2 separate regions of the Mus musculus genome follow, and region 2 is linked to region 1. A link is a loop called in an ENCODE intact Hi-C map of the cell type or tissue named here. Cell type or tissue: gastrocnemius. All regions are shown on one strand.

The links. Peaks named below come from ENCODE experiments on the same cell type or tissue, not always from the same donor. Only the 100,000 strongest peaks of a DNase experiment are listed, where the experiment ranks them.
Region 2: a loop joins it to region 1, with 2.3 times the contacts of the local background. A loop is called at or near these places in 9 of 42 quality-filtered maps.

What each region holds. Positions count from the first base shown.
Region 1 is chr6:120,489,530-120,492,029 of GRCm38, forward strand. Tmem121b (transmembrane protein 121B) reads right to left here. Exons shown (of 1, transcript NM_033567.2): 1 at 1-2,500. Among named protein-coding and RNA genes, the nearest start is that of Tmem121b, 3.2 kb to the right of the region's middle. In gastrocnemius, no CTCF peak of the experiment used is centred here; DNase peaks (open chromatin) are centred at 1,541 and 1,700.
Region 2 is chr6:120,421,520-120,424,019 of GRCm38, forward strand. The region is part of intron 22 of Kdm5a (lysine (K)-specific demethylase 5A); the gene reads left to right. Among named protein-coding and RNA genes, the nearest start is that of Il17ra, 40 kb to the right of the region's middle. In gastrocnemius, no CTCF peak of the experiment used is centred here; no DNase peak of the experiment used is centred here.

The sequences.
Region 1 (2,500 bases):
CTCAAGTCTGATCCCTGTCTACAGATACCCTAGAAAGCAAGAGATGAAACAAAGAGGCCTTCCTAGTAGGTCATGTGTGAATGGAACAGGGGAATGACTGAAAAGAGCCAAAATAAATAGCCCAGAGGAAGGAACCAGCCCTGAGTCAGACACTCACAGAAGACTTGTAGATGATGTACAGGACCTGTGCTGGGCCCTCACTAGGCCCTCAGCAACCCTGGCCTCACTCACACGTGGCCATGTGACCATGTCTCTTGATGTACCAAGGAAATGTCAGCCTTCCTGTCCTAAATCCAGTGGCAGTCTCTCAGCAGCAGACAGCATTTCCACAGCAGAGGGACAGCTATCCAAACAGTAGAAAGAGGGTGGGTTGGGGGCCAGCCAGAGCCGGCCATGGCTCAGAGATCATTTCTTTTCACAGTCATTGAAATTAGGTAGCAAGAAACACAGCGAAGCTGGGGGACACAGTCAGAGCACTGGGAGCAGCTGCAGCCCCCGCCCGGGCCTTAGGCCCAGGACCATGAGTCCAGTCAGAAGGACAGTCAGCCAGGTTGAGGAGAAAAGGCAGGCTTACTGTGAAAAGCAGCTAGTCGGCCGAAGTCGAGAGAGCAGGAGTATAGAGCGCAGACTGTAAACACCCTCCACACGGCCCACATTAGCTGGGCAGGCCCACGAGTGTTCCAGCTCAGCCGTCCACACTTCTGTCCACATAGATACCCTCAGCCCATAGCCCTGGGCAGCTGAATAAGAGGGGCCCCATACAGCCCTTGGTTCTCAGAAGGTCCTAACAGAGGCAAAGGGAATGAGGGACATGGGCCTGGCTGCTAAGTTACTAGTCAGTGACTTGGCACTCTGGGCCTTCCCCTGTGCTTGGCTTTAGAGGACCCTGCGATGCCTGTCCCCCACCCTAGCTGGCAAACCTCCCTCAGTTCTCCCAGCCTAAGGCCAGACATGGTACAGAAGCAGAGCCCTCCTCAAGTCCACCTGGACAGTTCCTCTCTGACTACCTTTACGGCAGCGTTATGACCAGACTCTTCAAGCCCCAACTCAAAGAACACTACCCCAGAGGCCTAAACAGTAAAATGGTACGGTGTTCAAACCTAGCAGGTAACAGACAGAACTACAGATCATTTTTTTCTGGTCTCTTGTCTAGGTTCATTACGCCACATAAAACTCCCAAAATAGAAGGAGAGGAACCCTCCCGCCCCCAACCCCATTGTCGGGGAGAGTATACCCCAGCCTGGCTCCTTGTTGGGGTGAGTATACCCCAGCCTGGCTCCTTGTTGGGGTGAGTATACCCCAGCCTGGCTCCTTGTTGGGGTGAGTATACCCCAGCCTGGCTCCTTGTGCCTTCTGAACCTTGATTGCCCTCAGAATACATATCCTGCCTTAAAGACCCCAAGGATGACATCCCTCATGAAGCCTGCAGGAGCCAACCCTGACTTCCCTTGAAGGACAATCCTAAGGACAGCCTCTCCAGGGAACCCTGCTGGGGAAGGCTAGGCAGGAGGGCTCTGCAGTGTGCCTTCTCCCTGAAGAGATCTGAAGCAGAGGAGAGGTGAAAGGTCACACACCCTCTCTGCTCTGTGCCAAGTTTTCTAAAGGCACCGGTGCTACTGCCCGGGTCCCTAAGAGGCCTGACCTCACATACATTTGAACACGCTAAAGCAGTTGCTCTGAACCCAATTCCAACCCGGCTGGCACCAACACAGGAAGGATAATTATTCTGGTGCAGAGGGAGGAACAAAGGGAGAGCAAGCCAATGGCTGGTACTCCACAGACCCTGTAATATCTGGCACCGAATCCCAAGGGGATCCAGTGGCCCTGTTGAATGCAACTTCTGAGTGTTTGATTTTTTTTTTCAAGCAGCATCAGTGTGTGATGCACTGGAAATCGAAGCACAGAGGTAGAGTGCGTGCTCACCCAAGAAAGGGTGGGTGTTTGGTCCTTCCATAGAGACCTGCTCCTCCCCAGGCTGAGCAGAGAGGGGCAGGAGGGAGGAAGACCCTGGGCGAGCTTCTCCCTTGGAGTACAGCAACCGAGCAACAACTCCATCGAGGGGACGGTGGTCATCAGTCCAGGTAGGAAAGCATGGTGGTAGGTGTGTTGTGAAGCAAGGCCTCTCTAGATCTCCTTCCCACTGCAAGGGGCATGGGACTGACACCCAGAAAATACACTACACACACACACACACCCCAATGCTCACTATCCCTGCCTGAACCCCTTTCCTCCATTCTCCCCTACAGGAATAGGAATCAGGATGAAGGCGAGAAAAGCCGGTGGCACGTGTATCCAATCCCTTGTATGTCAGGACAGGGAAGAAGACCGCGGTGAACATGGGCCCTTCTTCCTCACGGTATATTGCTGGTCTCCCTCCAAGCAGTCTCTACCCACGGGGTGCAGAAGAATCCACTGGCCTTCTGCCTTATCAACACTTACCTCCAAACACAGCCAAGGGGGGGCGGAAACCCTAAAGCCAAGAACAGGGCCCCTGCCCTTC
Region 2 (2,500 bases), 68 kb before region 1:
GGATCTTCTTGTCGTACTATGTCCAGTTTTCTGAGGAACCACTAGACTGATTTCCAGAGTGGTTGTACCACCTTGCAATCCCACCAACAATGGAGGAGTGTTCCTCTTTCTCCACATCCTCACCAGCATCTGCTGTCACCTGAATTTTTAATCTTAGCCATTCTGACTGGTGTGAGGTGGAATCTCAGGGTTGTTCTGATTTGCATTTCCCTGATGATTAAGGATGTTGAACATTTTTTCAGGTGCTTCTTTCTCAGCCATTCCGTATTCCTCAGGTGAGAATTCTTTGTTTAGCTCTGTACCCCATTTTTTAATAGGGTTATTTGATTTTCTGGAGTCCATCTTTATATATATTGGATATTTGTCCCCTATCTGATTTAGGATTGCTAAAGAAAGATCCTTTCCCAATCTCTTGGTGGCCTTTTGTCTTATTGACAGTGTCTTTTGCCTTACAGAAACTTTGCAATTTTATGAGGTCCCATTTGTCGATTCTCAATCTTACAGCACAAGCCATTGTTGTTCTGTTCAGGAATTTTCCCCCTGTGCCCATATCTTCAAGGCTTTTCCCCACTTTCTCCTCTATAAGTACTATATTGAATAGGTAGGGAGAAAGTGGGCAGCCTTGTCTAGTCCTGGATTTTAGTGGGATTGTGTCTTAGTCAGGGTTTCTATTCCTGCACAAACAATCATGACCAAGAAGCAAATTGGGGAGGAAAGGGTTTATTTGGCTTACACTTCCATACTGCTGTTCATCACCAAGGAAGTCAGGACTGGAACTCAAGCAGGTCAGGAAGCAGGAGCTGATGCATAGATGGAGGGGTGTTCTTTACTGGCTTGCCTCCCCTGGACCCACAAGGGGCCTTTCCTCCTTGATCACTAATTGAGAAAATGCCTTACAGCTGGATCTCATGGAGGCATTTCCTCAACTGAAGCTACTTTCTCTGTGATAACTCCAGCTGGGTCAAGTTGACACCCAAAACCAGCCAGTACAGATTGCTTCAAGTTTCTCTCCATTTAGTTTGATGTTGGCTACTGGTTTGCTGTATATTGCTTTTATTATGTTTAGGTATGGGCCTTGAATTCCTGATCTTTCCAAGACTTTTATCATGAAGGAGTGTTGGATTTTGTCAAATGCTTTCTCAGCATCTTAAAGAGATGATCATGTGGTTTTTGTCTTTGAGTTTGCTTATATAGTGGATTACGTTGATGGATTTCCATATATTAAACCATCCCTACATCCCTAGAATGAATCCTACTTGAGCATAATGGATGATAGTTTTGATGTGTTCTTAGATTAAGTTAGTGAGAATTTTATTGAGTATTTTTGCATTGATATTCATGAGGGAAATTGGTCTGAAGTTCTCTTTTTTTGTTGGGTCTTTATTTGGTTTTGGTATCAGAGTAATTGTGGCTTCATAGAATGAATTGGGTAGAGTACCTTCTGTTTCTATTTTGTGAAATAGTTTGAGGAGAATTGGAATTACATGTTTTTTGAAGAACTCTACACTAAACCCATCTGGTCCTGGGCTTTTTTTTGTTGGGAGACTATTAATGACTACTTCTATTTCTTTAGGGGATATGGGACTGTTTAGATCATTAATCTGATCCTGATTTAACTTTGGTGCTTGATATCTGTCTAGAAATTTGTCCATTTCATCCAGGTTCTCCAGTTTTGTTGAGTATAGCCTTTTGTAGTAGGATCTGATGATGTTTTGGATTTCCTCGTGTTCTGTTATGTCTCCCTTTTCATTTCTGATTTTGTTAATTAGGATACTCTCCATGTGCCTGATAGTTAGTCTGGCTAAGGGTTTGTCTATCTTGTTGATTTTTCTCAAAGAACCAGCTCCTGGTTTGGTTGTAGAGATCTGTTAAATCCATTTCTTTCATAACTTCTGTTAGTTTCAATGTGTCTCTGTTTAGTTTCTGTTTCCAGGATCTGTCCATTGATGAGAGTGGGTGTTGAAGTCTCCCACTATTGTTGTGTGAGGTGCAATATGTGCTTTGAGCTTTACTAAAGTTTCTTTAATGAATGTGGCTACTCTTGCATTTGGAGTATAGATATTCAGAATTGAGAGTTCATCTTGGAAGATTTTACCTTTGATGAGTATGAAGTGCCCCTCCTTGTCTTTTTTGATAACTTTGGGTTGGAAATCAATTTTATTCGATATTAGAATGGCTACTCCAGCTTGTTTCTTCGGACCATTTGCTTGGAAAATTGTTTTCCAGCCTTTCACTCTCAGGTAGTAGGTCTGTCTTTTTCCCTGAGGTGGGTTTCCTGTAAGCAGCAAAATGTTGGATCCTGTTTGTGTAGCCAGTCTGTTAGTCTATGTCTTTTTATTGGAGAATTGAGTCCATTGATATTAAGAGATTAAAGAAAAGTAATCGTTGTTTCCTGTTATTTTTGTTGTTAGAGTTGGGATTCTGTTCTTGTTGCTGTCTTCTTTTAGGTTTGTTGAAGGATTACTTCCTTGCTTTTTCTAGGGCATAGTTTCTGTCCTTG